2 separate regions of the Homo sapiens genome follow, and region 1 is linked to region 2. The links are chromatin loops, found by intact Hi-C in ENCODE. Cell type or tissue: chondrocyte. All regions are shown on one strand. Each heading gives the region's core, and the rest is flanking DNA. Links, peaks and the distances in the headings are about the cores only. Region 1 holds the start of CNTRL (centriolin). Region 2 overlaps LOC102723324 (a long non-coding RNA gene).

Region 1 (9,044 bases), core at 1,045-9,044, 330 kb after region 2:
CCATACCCTCTGACCTACTGAAATACTTTTACTCCTTAATCTTCTCCTCCTTTCAAATATCCTGATTCCGATTCCTCTGCAAAGTCTCCAGCCATTTTTCTTTCCAAAGCCAATTCCCCCATTCTGTGCTGCCCACCCACCTCTGCCTCCCATTCTTCTTTATCCCATTCTGATTGCCAATTTTCCCACAAATTCTATCCCAGTTCCCTAACACAGTAATAGTCTCCCCCATTTCTCTATGGTTCTTTCCTGTGCCCAGACTCAACATTTCTCTATCCATCCAGACTTCCCAAGCTGCTCATCTCTCTTCACCCCAGAAAATACCCTGACATCCTAATGCGTTCCAATACTCTGACCTCCAATTACTCCCCTCCCTAAACAAAATACTCAAACCTCCATCCATTCCTCTTCATCCCAACCCAACTGCCTGCCTATTTGCCTTTCCATCCTAATACTCTAGCCCCCGTATCCTTCTCCATCCTATTAAAAGCCTGAATCCCCTCTCCCATCTCTCTTCTTCTGCTCAGATACCCTAAAACTCAAGCTTCCCATCTCTTTCCATTAATTATTCAATTTTATTGAGCAACTTTTATGTAGGAAGAACCATGCTAGAATCTAAGCTCAAGATGCAGAAGATTTTATCTCCCTATTACCCATGATCTCTGCACCAAGCAGTCTCCTTCATAGCATTTTATAACCATTATTTGTGAAACTACTTGGTTGTTGCCTGTTTCTCCTTCTAGACTATAAGCTACAAGAGAGCAGAGGTTTTGTCTGTTGTTCTATAAACAATAAATATTTGTTGACTGAAGGACTGTACTAAACACTTAGACAATACCAAATTTAAATCCTCAAAGATTTAGCTGTATAGGATCAGAATTATTAACCTGATTTACAAATGGCAATGTACCTGAACAGTTAAAAGCTTGGATTCTGGAACGAAACAGCCTGAGTTCAAATTCTGATTTTCCACTTACTGTGTGATCTTAGGCAAATTACTTAACCTCTCTGGTCCTCAGTGCTATCACTTTTTAAATGGGGATGATAACCTCATACAAGTTATTTTAAATTCTAAATGAGGTTAATACGTGCAAAGTGCTTAAAACTGGATCTGACAAATAGTGAACACCCAAAAATGATTCGCAATTATTTGGACAAATGAGGAAACATGATCAGGAAGGCTCAGACACATATCCAGGGTCACAGACCTGGTTAAGTTACACAAGGTGGCAGAATTGAGGCTTCAACCCAAGTTTGTCTGGCTTCAAAATTCTCTAGTCCCTTAACGAATATAACGGAAGTGTTTGTTCTTCCCCTTCTTTTAGCATTTCGTCCCCATATCCTGTCATCTTTCTCCACGCACTGTACTCCGTCCGATACCGTGACAACCCGTCAGGACGCCCAAACTGTCCTTTCTCCCGCTCACTCCCCACAGACAGCTGGCACATCCCAGCTCTCCCCTCAGCTCAGGTGGCAGGACCCACAACCTTCTGGGCGCCGCACCCTAACTTCCACACCTCCCCACACTCTGGTTCTTCATCCCCAATCGCCCCCGCCGTCCCCACCTCTTCCCATCCAAACCTCCCTCCTTCATCCACCGCCCCACGCCCGTTCCGGGCCCTCCCCTCTTTCCCGTCCAATCCCAATTCCCAGACACGCGCCCCCGCCCCGAATCCATCCCAAGCCGGCCCACACCACGCCCGGTCCGGGCCTTCCCGCCTTTGCCGCCGGCCCCCACTGCTCGGGCCGGATGCCGGGGAACGGGCTCGGCCAGGTCTGACGCTCACCGCCTAGAAGCCGAGCCGAGCAGTCCCGCAGGCTGAGGTAGAGCGGGAGAAGTTCGGGCTCTTTCCTCAGGGGCCCAGCGGCGCGGCAGCCATTTTGTTGTGTTGTGCCGGTTGCCGAGGGGCCGCGCGCGCGTGGTCGGGGCTAGTCTCAGCCACGCCCCTCTCCCTCTCCGGTACTGTTGGAAGGGACGCGGAGGCGTTTCCCGCCTCTTTTGCAGCCAGCGCGCTAGGATGCCGGGGAGTCTTGGGCGCGAGGCTTCCGGCCGCGCGGGGCCGACGGGATGCGGTGCCTTCGCCTTCGGATTGCGTTGCAGGTGAAGTGTCGGGTGCAGAGTCAGGGGGAGCCGAGGTTTCATGCGGCAGCTGCCCGCAGTGCTGTGGCCTTCGCTGAGACAAAGCTGCCGCCGCCACCCTCTGAAACACGGACACGCTTCTCAGGGCCTGTGTCCGAGGACGGCCTGAGGCACCGGCGCAGCGCCTCCCCGGCCTCCCCCACTTCTGATGCTTGCGCGCTATGAGCGAGTGTTCTTATCAGCACACTTCTCTCTGACAGTCGTATCTAAAGCGAATTCCCTCCAGGGACCGAACTGCCCAGGCTCGGATGAACCTCAAAGCGGACGCAGCCTGGGCTCCAGCTGTCGCGTGAGGTTCAGGGAGCTTGGGAATCCTAGGCAGAGGATGTTCCTCTGATTGCTACAAGGGAGTTAAAGCAAGAAGCACTTGCACAGGCTTCATCTGGGGCTTGCCCATGAGCACGGCGTTCACGACATGCATTCAACAGATATTTTAAAGAATTTAGCAGATACTGGGCTGGATGCTAGGGAAACACTGAAGTTTTTTTTAAAGTGTTATCACCATTGACGCCTTTCACTCCAGTAGCCTCCCGTTTTGAAGGTATACCCTGGACCATGTTACCATCAGAGGCTGCACCCGCTCCAGAAATCCCCAGTGCAATCGCTCCCCATCCTTGACTATAATCCTATCATCTTAGCAGCGTGCCTGCTCAAAAGACCCCTATGCCAGCGTATTTCTAAACTTCCTTGCGTCTTCCAGTCCCTTGTTCTTACCATTTTCTCGCGATCATTCTATCCTGTCTTCATTTCCTTTCTTCACTACAGAGTTTATAGGCCACCTGTATAACACTTTTAGAAACTCCCTCTCTCTCTGTGTCTCAGTTTCCTTATCTATGAAATGAGGTCCTTTTACCTATTAACACTTCCTACAGTTTTCCTGATAATTATAAAAGTGAATCCTGGCCGGGCGCTGTGGCTCATGCCTGTAATCCCAGCACTTTGGGAGACCAAGGTGGGAGGATCACTTGAGGTCAGGAATTCAAGATCAGCCTGGCCAACAAGGTGAAACGCCGTCTCTACTAAAAATACAAAAATTACCCGGGCGTGGTGGCGCACGCTTGTCATCCCAGCTGCTTGAGAGGCTGCAGGAGGATCGCTTGAACCCGGGAGGCGGAGGTTGCAGTGAGCCGAGATCGCGCCACTGCACTCCAGCCTGGACGACAGAGCGAGACTCCATCTCAAAAAAAAAAAAAAAAAAAAAAAGTCCAGTTTTCCTGATAATTATAAAAGTGAATCTCTGTGAAAGAACTTAGAACAGTGAGGGACCCATAGTAAGTTCTCAATATGTCTTAGATATTTCATTATTAGACAAAGGTTACCCAGAAGCAATACTTCTTTCTACGCCCAAAAGAAGAGTTTAGGCAAGGAGTAGGGAGGTGGGGAAGAATTTGCTTGGCAAAGGGAACAACTTGTGCAAACCCCGGAAGCGGGGGAAAAGAGCTTGGCAATGTGCTGAATGTTAAGTAATTCAGTGTGGCTGGAACAAAACATGAGTATGGAAACATGAAGTAGTTCAGTATGGCTTGTGCAAAAATCTGGGGTGGAGAAGCTAAATCTGGAAAAGGGACCATATTATAAGCAGTATTAGGCACTTCATTTTTCCTTAAGGCAGAGATGGCTTCACCTCTATAGGAAATTCAGGGGACGTCCAACAGGGAATAAGCTGCAATAAACATGGGGATGCAGATGTGTCTTTGATTTACTTTGATTTACTGATTTCCTTTTCCTTTTACTTAAATGTGATTCCCATTGACATTTAAGTGAATGGTGCTGTCCTCTCCCCAACTATTTACACGACACAGAACGAAGCCCTTGGAGTTTAAACGCAGAATTTTTGAAAAGCTCCACTTAAGAGGAGATTACATTCATTTTTTTTCTTTTCTTTTTTTTTTTTTTTTTTTTAATTTTTTGAACAGAGTCTGGCTCTGTCACCCAGGCTGGAGTGCAGTGGCAGGATCTCGGCTCAGTGCAACCTCCGCCTCCCGGGTTCAAGCGATTCTCCTGCCTCAGCCTCCCGAGGAGTTGGGATTACAGGCACGCACCACCAAGGCCAGCTAATTTTTGTATTTTAGTAGAAACAGAGTTTCACCATGTTGGTCAGGCTGGTCTCAATCTCCTGACCTCACGTGATCCGCCCGCCTCGGCCTCCCAAAGTGCTGGGATTACAGGCGTGAGCCACCGCGCCCTGCCGAGATTACATTCATTTTTAATCGAAGTTCAGGTGATATTTATTAGATTGGAATGTGTACGTTGCTGAGTTTCAGTTCTATTTGCATATGTTTTGACACCCATCGTTTCGGTTTCTTGTACCCAGAAACTTAGATTTATTGCGTAACCTCATTGCTGTGTCCCTCAAAGTCTGTAATGGTATTCACGTGGGATCCATTATCAAGCCGTGGTGTGCTGATGTAGTTCATTATCAATCATATTAGTATCAATTAATAGCCATCAAATATACATAAAAAGTCCAGAGGGTGGCGCAAAACACTTTTCTCTTGGGTGATCTCTCAGTCCGTATCCAGTTAGCCGCGGATGGGCACTCACCGGTCCCATGTTGCCCCCTTTTCCTCCTCATACAGACCTCTGCTGGTGTCTAGCATCATCTCTAACGAAGCTAGAGACTTCAAAGGAGAGACCTTTCTCCAGTTAATTTGAATATTAACTGTCTCTCTTAGCATGCTAAAAGAACTTCCTTCTCCAAAGCAGAAGTGAGAATACGAAAGTAACGCAGACAACTCGCGTTCCACACTATTTTTCTTTATCTGATATTATGAAGAATGTACTCTGAGTTGCATTTACAATACAAATATTAGCCACGTCAGGGTGACCAAGCTTTTACTCAGTCTTTTTTCCAAATGATAGCAAAGCTATTCTGTTTAAACTTCCCTCAGCTTTTTGCAACCCAGTTTAATCATTTTGCGAATTTGTTTTAGAGAAGAAACAGACTAGTTTGTCAGACAGGGATGGCAACTTTCATTATTGCCATTTCTTTCTGTGACTGGCCAGTGTGATTTTGTTGTTTTGTTTTTTAAGACAAGGTCTCACTCTGTCACCCAGGTTTCAGTGCAGTGACACAATCATAACTCACTGCAGCCTTGACTTCTCAGACTCAAGTGATCCTCCTCCCTCAGCCTCCCAAATAGCTCAGTCTATAGGTGTGCACCACCACACCTAGCTAATTTTTAAACTTTTTGTAAAGATGGGGTCTTGCTGTGTTGCCCAGGCTGGTCTTAAACTCCTGGGCTCAAGCGATCCTCCCACCTCAACCTCCCAAAGTGCTGGGATTACACGCATGAGCCAGCATGCCCAGCCTGATTTTTTTTTAATTTTTATTCATTTATTTTTTTTTGTTTTTGTTGGTGTGTTTTGTTTTTTGTTCTTGTTTTTGTTTTTTTGAGACAGAGTCTCACTCTGTTGCCCAGGCTGGAGTGCAGTAGCACGATCATGGCTCACTGCAACCTCCACCTCCAGGGTTCAAACAATTTTTGTGCCTTAGCCTCCCCAGTAGCTGTGATTACAGGTGTGTGACTCCACGCCCAGCTATTTTTGTGTATGTGTGTGTATTTTTAGTACAGACAGTGCTTCACCATGTTGATCAGGCTGGTCTTCAACTCCTGGCCTCAAGTATCCGCTTGCCTTGGTCCCCCAAAGTGCTAGGTTTGTAGGTGTGAGTCACCATACCCAACCTTAATTTTTATTTTTAAATGACATGTAGTAACTGTACATATTTATGGGATACATAGTGATGTTTTAATACATATAAATGTATAGTGGTTGGAGTAATTAGCATATCCATCATCCCAAACATCATATGTTTATTTTAGGAAGATTTCATACCCTCCTTCTAGCTATTTGAAACTATATAATATATTATTGTTAACTATCCTCATCCTATAGTAAGTATAGAACACTAGAACTTATTGCTCCTATCTAGCTATAATTTTGTATCCTTTAAGATATCTTTCTCTCCTTCCCTTCCCCCTGCTACCCTTCCCAACCTTTAGTATCCTCTGTTCTACTGTTTACTCCTATGAGATCAACATTTTTCAGCTTCGACATATGACTGAGAACATGTGGCATTTAACTTACTGTTCCTGGCTTATTCACGTAATATACTGTCTTCCATTTCCATCCGTGTTGCTGTGAATTACAGTATTTCATTCTTTTTTATGGCTGAATAGTATTCCATTGTAAGTATGTATGTATATATATATGAATACGCACACACACACATATATATACACATACAGAATATACATATATATATACACATACAGAATATACATACATATATATATATATATATATATATATATATATATATATATATCACCCTTCCTTCCTTCCTTCTTTCTTTCTTTCAGAATTTTGTTCTTGTTGCCCAGGCTGCAGTGCAATGGCATGATCTCAGCTCACCGCAACCTCTGCCTCCTAGGTTCAAGCGATTCTCCTGCCTCAGCCTCCCGAGTAGCTGGGATTAGAGGCGCCTGCCAACATACCCAGCTAATTTTGTATTTTTAGTAGAGATGGGGTTTCTCCATGTTGGTCAGGCTAGTCTCGAACTCCTGACCTCAGGTGATCCACCTGCCTCGGCCTCTCAAAGTGCTGGGATTACAGGCATGAGCCACTACGTCTGGCCCACATTTTCTTTATCCATTCATCTGTTGGACACCTAGGTTGATTCCATGTCTTGGCTATTATGAATAGTGCTGCAATAAACATGGGGATGCAGACGTGTCTTTGATATACTGATTTCTTTTCCTTTGGATAAATGCCAAGTAGTAGGATTGCTGGATCATATGGTAGTTCTATTTGTAGTTTTTTTGAGGAACTTCCACACTGTTCTCCATAGTGGATATATTAGTTTACATTCCACCAACAGTGTATGAGTCCCTTTTTCTGGCTGGGCAAGGTGACTCACACCTGTAATCCCAGCACTTTGGGAGGCTGAGGTGGGAGGATCTCTTCAGCTTAGGAGTTCAATACCAGCCTGGAGAAGATAGTGAGACCTCATCTCTACTAAAAATCAAAACCATTAGCTGGGTGTGATGGCACTTGTCTGTAGTCCTAGCTACTTGGGAGGCTGAGTGGGAGGATTGCTTGAGCCTGGGAGATTGAGGCTGCAGTGAGCTATCATCATGCCACTGCAATGCCGCCTGGGCAACAGAAACCAAAAAAAAAAAAAAGAGTTTCTTTTTCTCCACATCCTCCCCAGCATTTGTTGTTTGCTGTCTTGATAATAGCCATCCTAACTGGGGTGAGATTATACCTCATAGTGGTTTTGATTTGCAGATTTGCATTTCCCTGATGATTGATGATGGTGAGCATTTTTTCATATATTTGTTGGTCATTTGTATGTCTTCTTTTTGAGAAGTGTCTATTCAGATTATTTGTCCATTTTTATACAATTTTGTTGTTGAGATGTTTGAGTTCCGTGTGTATTCCAGATATTAATTCCCTGTTATATGAATAGTTTGCAAATATTTTCTCCCATTCTCTGGGTTGTTTCTTCACTATGTTGATTGCTTCCTTTGTTGTGCAGAAGCCTTTTAGTTTGATATAATCCCATATGTTTATTTTTGTTTTTGTTGCCTGCATTTTTGAGGTCTTATTCATAAAATCTTTCCTAGACCAGTGTCCGGAACCATTTCCCCTATGTTTTCTTCTAGTAGTTTTATAGTTTCTGTCTTACATTTAGGTCTTTGATCCATTTTGATTTATATATAAACTCACGTACAAGGTTTTTATATAGGGGGAGATGTAGGGATCTAGTTTCATTCTTCTGTATATGGATATCCAGTTTTCCCAGGACCATTTATTAAAGAGACTATTCTTTCCCCAGTGAGTGTTCTTGACATCTTTGTCAAAAAACCAGTTGGCTGTAGATCCATGGATTAATTTCTGAGTCCTCTATGCTGTTTCATTTGTCTGGCTATCTGTTTTTATGACAATATCATGCTATTTTGGTTACTACAGCTTTGTAGTATATTTTGAAGACTGTTAGTGTGATGCCTCTAGCTTTGTTCTTTTTGTTCGGGATTGCTTTGGCCATTTGGGTTCCTTTGTGGTTCCATAAAAATTTTGAGATTTTTTTCCTATTTCTGTGAAGAAAATCATTGGTATTTTGATAGAGATTGCATTGAATCTGTAGATTGTTTTGAGTAGTATGGTCATTTTAATAATATTGATTCTTCTGATCCATGAAAAGTGAGATGTCTTTCCATTTGTTTGTACCCTCTTCAATTTCTTCCATCAGTGTTTTGTAGTTTTCCTTGTAGCAGTCTTTTACATCCATGCTTAAAATTATTCCTAGGTGTTTTTTTAATAGCTATTGTAAATGAGATTGCCTTCTTGATTTCTTTTTTAGCTCATTTGTTGTTTGTGTATAGAAACACTACTGATTTTTGTATGTTGGTTTTGTACTCTGCAACTTTACTGAATTCATTTACTAGTTTCTAATATATTTTTGTGGAATCTTTGGGGTTTTCTACATATAGAATTATGTCATCTGCAAATAGAAATAATTTTACCTCTTCCTTTCTGATTTTTGATGTCTTTTATTTCTTTTTCTTATCTAATTGCACTTGCTAGTTCTTCCAATCTATGTTGATTAGAAGTGGTAAGTTTGGGATCCTTGCATTGTACCAGATCTTAGTGGAAAAGTTTTTAGGTTTTTTCCATTGATGATAATGTGCGCTGCAGGCTTCTCATAAATAGCCTTTATTATGTTGTATTAGTCCATTTTTACCCTACTATAAAGAACTGAGTAATTTATAAAGTAATTACTGAGACTGAGTAATTTATAAAGAAGAGAGGTTTAATTGACTCACAGTTTCACATGGCTGGGGAGGCCTCAGGAAACTTAAAATTATGGTGGAAGGCAAAGGGGAAGCAAGGCACATCT
Region 2 (9,155 bases), core at 525-8,524:
GTTAACTCACAATGGATAAAAAATCTAAACATAAGAGCTAAAACTATGAAACTCTTAGAAGAAAATATAGGAATAAATGATTATCTTGGATTTAGCAAAGATTTATTTCTTTAAAAAGAATTTTTTTTTTTTAGAGACAAAGTTTCACTATGCTGTTTCACTATAATACACTGTTTCACTACAGTACAGTATTAAAACCTCAAACTCCTGGGCTCAAGGGATCCTCCCGCCTCAGCCTCCCAAGTAACTGGGACAACAGGCGCACACTACCATGCACAGCTGGGAATGGTTTCTTAGATATGACACCAAAAGCACAATCAAAAGAAAAAAATAAATTAGAATTCATCAAAATACAAAACTTTAGTGTATCAAAGAATACTAACAACAAAGTGGAAAGACAACCCATAAAATGGGAGAAAACTTTTGCAAATAATTTACCTGATGAGTTAGGTATGTAGAATATGTAAAGAACTCACACAACTCAAAAAACAGCTTTCCACAGTAGCTGAACTAATTTACATTCCCACCAAAAGTGTATAAGTTTCCCTTTTCTCTGCAGGCTTACCAGCATCTATTTATTTTTATTTTTTAATAATAGCCAGCCCGGCGCAGTGGCTCACAACTGTAATCCCAGCACTTCGAGAGGCTGAGGCGTGTGGATCACGAGGTCAAGAGATGGAGACATCCTGGCCAACATGGTGAAACCCCATCTCTACTAAAAATACAAAAATTAGGTGGGCATGGTGGCTGAGGCAGGAGAATCACTTGAACCCAGGAGGCAGAGGTTGCAGTGAGCTGAGGTTGTGCCACTGCACTCCAGCCTGGCAACAGAGCGAGATTCCATCTAAAATATAATAAAAATAAAATAATAATAATAATAGCCATTCTAACTGATATGAGATGGTATCTCATTATGGTTTTGATTTGCATTTCTCTGACAATTAGCGATGTGGAGCATTTTTTCATGTATTTGTTGCCCACTTGCAGGTCTTCTTTTGGGAAGTGTCTGTTCATGTCTTTTGCTCATTTTTTAAATGGGGTTATTGGTTTTTTGCTTGCTGATTTGTTTAGGTTCCTTATAGCTCTAGATATCAGACTTTTGTCAGATGCATAGTTTGCAAACATTTTCTCCTATTCTGTAGGCTGTTTACTCTGTTGATAGTTACTTTAATTGGTAGCTTTAATTGGAAGCTTGTTACTTTAATTAGGTACCACTGGTCAATTTGTTTCCGTTGCAATTGCTTTTGAGGACTCAGTTATGAATTATTTCCCAAGGCTGATGTCCAGAATAGGTTTCTTAGGTTTTCTTCTATGATTCTTATAGTTTGAGGTCTTACATTTAAATATTTAATTCATCTTGAGTTAACTTTTGTATTTGGTGAAAGGTAGGGGTCCAGTTTCAGTCTTCTGCATATGGCTAGCCAGTTATCCCAGCACCATTTATTGAATAGAGAGTCCTTTCCCCATTGTTTATTTTTGATGACTTTGTTAAAGATCAGGTGGTTGTAGATGTGTGGCTTTACTTCTGGGTTCTCTATTCTGTTCCATTGGTCTGTGCATCTGTTTTTGTCCCAGTACCATGTTGTTTTGATACTGTAGCCTTGTAGTATAGTTTGAAGTTGCTAATGTGATGCCTCCAGCTTTGTTCTTTTTGCTTAGGATTGCTTTGGCTATCTGTACTCTTTTTTGGTTCCATATGAATTTTAGAATAGTTTTTTCTACTTCTGTGGAAAATAATGTTGGTAGCTTGATAAGAATAGCATTCAATCTGTAGATTGCTTTTAGCCATTTTAACAATATTGATTCTTCTAATCCATGAGCATGGACTGTTTTTCCATTTGTTTGTACCACGTATGGTTTTTTTCAGCAGTATTTTGTAGTTCGTGGAGAGATCTTTCACCTCCATCATTACTTGTATTCCTAGGTTTTTGTTTGTTTGTTTTTTGCAGCTATTGTAAATGGGATTGCATTCTTGGTTTGGCTCTCAGCTTGAATGTTATTGGTGTATAGAAATGTTACTGATTTTTGTATATTGATTTTGTATCTGGAAATTTTGCTGAAGTTGTTTATCAGTTCTAGGAGACTTTTGGCAGTTTTTAGGGTTTTCTATGTATAGATTCCTATCATCAGCAAAGAAGAAGTCAAACTATCTTCTTCTTTTCCTATTTGGATGTCTTTTATTTCTTTCTTTCACCTGATTGCTGTGTCAAGGACTTTCATTACCATGTTGAATAGGAGTGGTGAGAGTGGGCATTCTTGTCTTGTTCCAATTCTCCAGGGGAATGCTTCCAATTTTTGCCCCTTCAGTATGATGTTAGCTGGTTTATCATAGATGGCTCTTATTTTGAGGTATGTTCCTTTGGTGACTATTTTTTAGAGGGCTTTTATCATGATGGGATGTTGAATTTTATAAAAAGCTTTTTCTGTGTCTATTGAGATGATCATATGGTTTTTGTTTTTAATTCTGTTTATGTGGTGAATCACATTTATTGATTTGTGTATGTTGAACCAACCTTGCATCCCAGGAATGAAACCAACTTGATCATGATGAATTAACTTTTTAATGTGCTTCGGATTCAGTTTGCTAGTATTTTGTTGAGGATTTTTGCACATACATTCATCAGAGATATTGGCCTGTAGCTTTCTTTTATCATTATGTCTTTGCCAGATTTTGGTATCAGGGTGATGCTGGCTTTATAGAATGAGTTGGAGAGGAGTCCTTCCTCCTCAAATTTTTTGAATAGTTTCAGTAGAATTGGTACCAGTTCTTCACCACATTAAGAGATTCAAGCAGAAAAAAAGTTACAGTATTTCTACATAGATGCAAAATTTCTAAAGCATTTGATAAAACTTAATATCCATTCAAGATTTTTAAACACTTAAGAAAAAAGAAATAGAATGAAAGTTCTTAATCTAATAAAAAGTATCTGTAGAAAACCAAAGAAAAGTAATGTTTTATGTCAAAAGCTTTTCCTGTAAAGTCAGGAACAATTAAAGGGTGCCTAATATCACCATTTCTATTCTGTGTTGTACTAGAGCTTCTAACTAGTACATGAAGGATAAGAAAAACAAATTAATGGTATAATTATCTACAAATGATAAATTGTATATGTAGGAAAAAGAGATTTATTTGAATTATAAGAGCATTTAGCAAAATCCCTAGATGAATAATCAATATGACAAAAGTAGTTACATTTCCAAACACCAGCCATAATTGTTAGCAAATGATTTTTTAAAGATGCCTTTTTAGCCTAAAAAAATCAAGTATCTACAAATAAGTGTACCAAAAGATATATAAGACTTTTATGTCTATTGAAAGACACTAAGGAAAACTGAAGTAAATCGTGATTGGAAGGCTCAATAGTATAAAAATATCAGTTCACTCTAAAATGATTTAATGATTCAGTTCAATCCCAATAAATATTCCCAGGAGGGTTTTTTTTTTTTTGACAGAATTTGACAGACTGATTTTAAACTTTATGGAAAATTTAAAGGCCAAGACTATCCAAAACATTCTTTTAAAAAATGAGGTGGGAGTTCTTGATGTACTAAATATTAACAATGATTATAAAGTAAAATGATAAAGACAATATGATATTGTCACAGAAATTGACAAATAAATCAATGGAGCATAACCAAGATAGGCAATGACTCACATATAAATGGACACTTCATATATAACAGTAACGGCACTGCAGAGTCCTAAAGAAAAAAAAATAATCTTTTCAGTAAATGGTGCTTTGAAAACAGAACATTCACATGGGAAAAAAATGAAATGTACTCTTTCATCAAAGTAAGCTTCCATGAGTTCAGGGTTCTTTCAGTTTTGTTCACAGCTGTAACCCCAATGCCTAGAAATGTAACTGCAATATAGAAGGTATACATACTCACTCAGTATTTGTGAAGTGAATGAATGAATGAATGAATGAACGAACGAACGAATAAATGACGACTTTGGAAACAGTTCTCAAGTTTTTAATTCATCTGTCTTCTTTTAAACATCTAACTAGGAAAAAAGTACATGAGAGTTACCAGTAGATGGCGCAACATAACAAAGAAAGTAATCAACACATTCTTTCCTTCTGAAAGGAATTGCTTCAAGAAAAGCCTGCTGATGTCACCTGTGCTGTAATAACTCATATTTCACTGACTTATACCCCACTGCACAGATGTTATTCTGTTCTGCTAAGTATTTTAGTTTTTCTTGTACCAGTACAGGTTACCAGTTCCTCCTTCTCCCTTTCCCCACCCTCTCCATCCCTTGGAACTCCCCCAACCTGTATTTAACTGAATCTCCCAATGTACTAAAGCCCTCAGGTTTCCAGAGCTGTGGGGTAGTCCACGGTGAGAAAGAATCTGTCCTCTCTGAGTTACACTCTGTTAAACGGGGTCACAGATTAGTGAAACAGTTCTTTCGTATTTTACTTCCAGCCTCCTTTCTCCGTGGGACCCCAGATTGGATCCATTGGGAGGTAGATTTGAATAGCAACTACCATGCATTATCAAGGATCACCATTTCTTTGCACCACTAAAGGCTCTCTTGCCAGGTCATGGTTATCCCAGAAGGTGTTTCAGTGCTTATGCCGATAAGCTCCTGTCACTAATCTGTCCGCCCATTCATATTAGGCTAGCATGACCAATTTGTCCTGGTTTGCTGGGGACTTTCACAGTTTTAGCATTGGAAGTCTCACATCCCAGGAAATCGAAATCCCTTAATCTTGGATAAACCAGAACAGCTGGTCACTCTACACTAGGCCCAGATCTCTCTGAACCCCACTCAAGCTCAAACCAGATTGTTTCATACAAGTATATAATTTTTAACCACATACATAAATTCCTGTTCTCTCTTCCCACTCCACATAGTCAGCCACCAAGTCTGTCAATTCCACTTCCTATGTATCATTTAAATTCATTTTCTCCTCTAATTCACACTACCTTACTTAGCTCATGTCTCATCATTTTATTCAGAATTACTAGGTAATCTTAAATAATAGCTCTACCCCTAGTATTGCTCATCTCAAATTCTCCCTCATGGAATATCTTTCATATCAATGTGATGTGATCACATCACAGTCCTGTAAAAAAAAAATCACTACTTTTCCCTCAGCATAGGATTTTGTCCACTTTCTTCATATGGTACATAAAGCTCCTTCCAGTATAGCCCTACCTAACATTTCCCGTTTTATCTCCCACCACTCCACTCTTCATACTCTTCACCCCTAGTGCTACTTACTACTCAACTGAACTAATTACTGCTTCCAGAACCCACAATGCCCATAGGCCTTTGCTTCCACTGATCTTATTTTCTAGAATGCCCTCTTGCTTTGCTATCTGGTAATTTACCTTTACTCATCAGAACCACCTAAATTGGGAAGGGAAGTTTGCCCAGACCAAGAGATGCTATGTAGACCAGAAAGAAATATTCAGACAGCCTACAGGAGGACACACATACATGTTTCTTACCATAATACAAGTCCAAAAAAGTTCCTACTTAACAAAATGTACTATTTTGTATACAACCACATATGAAGGGAAAACAACCAAAGTCACATCTGGCCGCTATATCAATAGGTAATGTTATGCAGTCTTTGTTTTCCAAGTTCAGGATTATTGTGCCAGTCCTCGGCCTCTTTAGATTTTGTAGGCAACACAAACCACAAGTGGATGCTCTGCTCTGATCCGGTTACACCAAGTAACTTGTAAGGCTGCTACTTCTGAATGGTGCCTGAAGCAAGAGAAGGCTCTACAGTGGGTCGAGGCAGTGTCATTCCAGTCTGTCTATCCAGTGGTGCTCCAAGTGTCTGTGGTAAGAGTGCTGCATGGCTCCTCACGCAAGCCTCAACAGGAAAATGACACAACACATAGCTAGCTAACAGAACCATACACTCCTCTGCCCCCTTAAAGAAGCAGCTCATAGCTCACTATTACGCCCTGGTAAAAACTGTTTAACCATGGAATTCCTATTACATGACCTAACAATTACATGACATAACTTGCCCATTATGAACAAGACCTAGCTATAATAATGTGCAGCAGCAATCCATTATCAAATAGACATAGTATGTACAAGATCAGACTCAAGCAAGCTCAGAGCACAAGCAAGTTACACGAGCAGGTGGCCCAGACCCCCACAGCACTTACTTCTGATGCCTTTTGGCCTCTCCCTCAACCAGCACTTGTGGTTTCATGGGGAGCTCCTTATGGCCTGTTGAAAGAGGGGGAAAATACACTTGGGCCTTATCCCTGTCAAAATACCAATGACATTCTTCATAAAAACAAAAAAATCCTAAAATTTATACAGGACCACGAAAGATCTTGAATAGCCAAGGCAAACCCAAGCCAGAAAACAAAGCTGGAGGCATCATACTACCTGACTTCAAAATATACCACAAAGCCATAGTAATCAAAACAGCATGGCACTGACATAAAAACAGACACATAGACCAATGAGACAGAATAGAGAACCCAGAAATTAATCTATGTATCTACAGCCAACTGATTTTTGGCAAAGGGACCAAGAACATACATTGGGGAAAGGACAATCTCTTCAATAAACAGTGCTGGGCCAGGCACGATGGCTCATGCCTGTAATCACAACACTTTGGGAGGATGAGCAGGGAAGATTGCTTGAGCCCAGAAGTTCAAGACCAGCCTGGGCAACAAAGGGAGACCCCTCTCTACAAACACACAAAATATATTTTTTTAAAACAGCCAGGTGCAGTGGCATGCACCAATAGTCCCAGTGACTTGGGAGGCTGAGGTGGGAGGATCACTTGAGCCTGGGAAGTTGAGGCTGCAGTAAGCCATGATTGCACCATTGCATTCCAGTCTGGGTGATAAAGCAAGACCCTGTCTCAAATAAATAAATAAATAAATAAATAAATAAATAAATAAATAGTGCTGGGAAAACTGAATATCTATACGCAGAAGAATGAAACTAGACCCCTATCTCTCACCATACACAAAAATCAACTAAAAAGGGATCAAAGACCTAAATATAAAACCCAAAACTATAAAAGTACTAGAAGAAAGATTTTAGGGGAAATGCTTCAGGACATTGCTCTGGGAAAAGACTTTATGAATAAGACCTCAAAAGCACAGGCAACAAATGCAAAAATAAATGGGATTATATCAAACTAAAAAGCTTCTGCACAGCAAAGAAAACAATCAACACAGTGAAAAGACAACTTACAGAATGGGAGAAAATATCTGCAAACTACTCATCTGACCAGGGATTGATATCCAGAATACACAAGAACGCAAATATCTCAACAGCAAACAAACAATATGATTAAAAATGGGCAAGTGATCTGAACAGACATTTTTCAAATGCAAATGACCAAAAGGTATATGAAAAAATGCTCAATATCACTAATTATCAGGGAAATGTAAATCACAACCACAATGATATAACATCTCATCCAAGTCAGGCTGGCTATTATCAAAAATACAAAAAAAAAAAAAAAAGTGCTGGCAAGGATGCAGAGAGAAGGGAACTCTCATACACTTGGTGGGAATATAAACTAGTACAGCCAGTAGGGAGAACAGTATGGAGGTTCCTCAAAAAACTACAAATAGAGCCACAGTATGATACTGAAATTCCTCTACTGGGTATTTATCCAAAGGAAAGGAAATCAACATATTGAAAAGAAACCTGCATGCCCATGTTTACTGCAGCACTATTCACGAGAGCCAAGATAAGGAATCAACCTATGTGTGCAACAACAGATGGATGAATAAGAAAAATGTGGTAAACATATATATATTTATATACACACACAATGATATATATATATACATATATATATACACATATATATATACATATATACATATATATATACACATATATATACATATATGTGTATATATATATATATATATGCACACACACACAATGGAGTACTATTCAGCCATAATAAAGAATAAAATCCTGTAATTCGGGGCAACATGGATGGAAATGGAGGACATTACGTTAAGCAAAATAAGCCAGGAACAGAATGTCAAACACTGCATGTTCTCACTCACATGTGGAAGCTAAAAAAAGTTGATCTCATAGAAGTAAAAAGTAGAACAAAGGATACTAAAGGCTGAGAAGAGTAGGGGGAAGAGGGAGATAGAGCTTTGTTAAAGGAAACAAATAGATAGGAGAAATAAGTTATAGTGTTCTATGCCACCATAGGATGACTATAATTAACAATATCTTATAGTTTCAAATAGCTAGAAAAAGAATATTGAATGTTCCCAACACAAAGAAATGATAAATGTTTGAGGTGATGGATATGCTAATTACCCTGATCTGATCACTATACATTGTATGTATCACAACATAACTATGTACCTCATAAATACGTACAATTATTATGTGTCAATTTAAAATCTTTTAAATAAAAAATTTAAAAAATTTTTTAAACCAACTTGGGCCTGGTTCACAGAAGTGTGTCCACATTACACTAGTACCAGTATACTCCCTCAGAGATGCCACTGAAGGGGAATGGTGAAGGAAAACCCTCCAAGAGGGCAGAAGTTTTGGCAGTATACCTTGAAGTCCCCTCAGCCAGGAAAGAGGGGTGGCCTGTGGTACAGATGTACACTCATCTGTGGACAGTGAATAATGCTTTGGTCACCTGGTCAGGAAATTGAAAAGAACAAGCCTGGAAGATTGATAACAAGGAAGACTGAAGAAGAGACACATGCACAGATCTTTCAGAATGGGCACTAAATGTGAAGGAATTTGTGTGAGTGCTTACCAAGGTACATCCATTGTAGAGGAGGCCTCAATAATAGGGGTGAACAAAGTGACTTGTTCTGGGATTATCAGTCAGCACCTTTCCTCATCTTCTGTTTTAATGGGCTTGTGTACAAAATGGCCATAGTGGCAGAAATGAAGCACAGACCCAACAAAATGGACTTCCCCTTACCAAGCTAATCTGACTGTTGGCACTGTTGAGTTCCCAAATTATCAAGAACAGAATCTAAACTGTGAGTCTCCAATATGGCACCATTTCCCAAGGGGATCAGCCAACTCTGTGTTGGTAGGTTGATTATAAAGCACCCCTTCCATCATGGAAATGAAAGCCATTTGTTTGTGCTAGAATAGACAACTATTCTGTGTATAGATTTGCCTCTTCTGCCCATTGTGTTTCTGCCAACAC

The links. A loop is a pair of places that touch in the nucleus more often than their neighbours do. Peaks named below come from ENCODE experiments on the same cell type or tissue, not always from the same donor. Only the 100,000 strongest peaks of a DNase experiment are listed, where the experiment ranks them.
Region 1: it touches region 2 in a loop (2.5-fold over the local background); 3 of 110 quality-filtered maps call a loop at or near these places.

The regions. Positions count from the first base shown.
Region 1 is chr9:121,067,811-121,076,854 of GRCh38, reverse strand. It overlaps CNTRL (centriolin), which reads right to left and starts at 1,900. Exons shown (of 44, transcript NM_007018.6): 1 at 1,788-1,900. It also overlaps a transcript of C5 not described here. RefSeq lists silencers at 1,496-1,635, 1,756-1,815, 2,440-2,636 and enhancers at 1,936-2,325, 4,679-4,728. In chondrocyte, for the core only: CTCF peaks have their summits at 1,226 (motif pointing right) and 4,606 (motif pointing right); DNase peaks (open chromatin) are centred at 1,624 and 1,934.
Region 2 is chr9:121,395,213-121,404,367 of GRCh38, reverse strand. The region is part of intron 3 of LOC102723324 (a long non-coding RNA gene); the gene reads right to left. Among named protein-coding and RNA genes, the nearest start is that of STOM, 30 kb to the right of the region's middle. In chondrocyte, for the core only: CTCF peaks have their summits at 3,823 and 4,036 (motif pointing right); no DNase peak of the experiment used is centred there.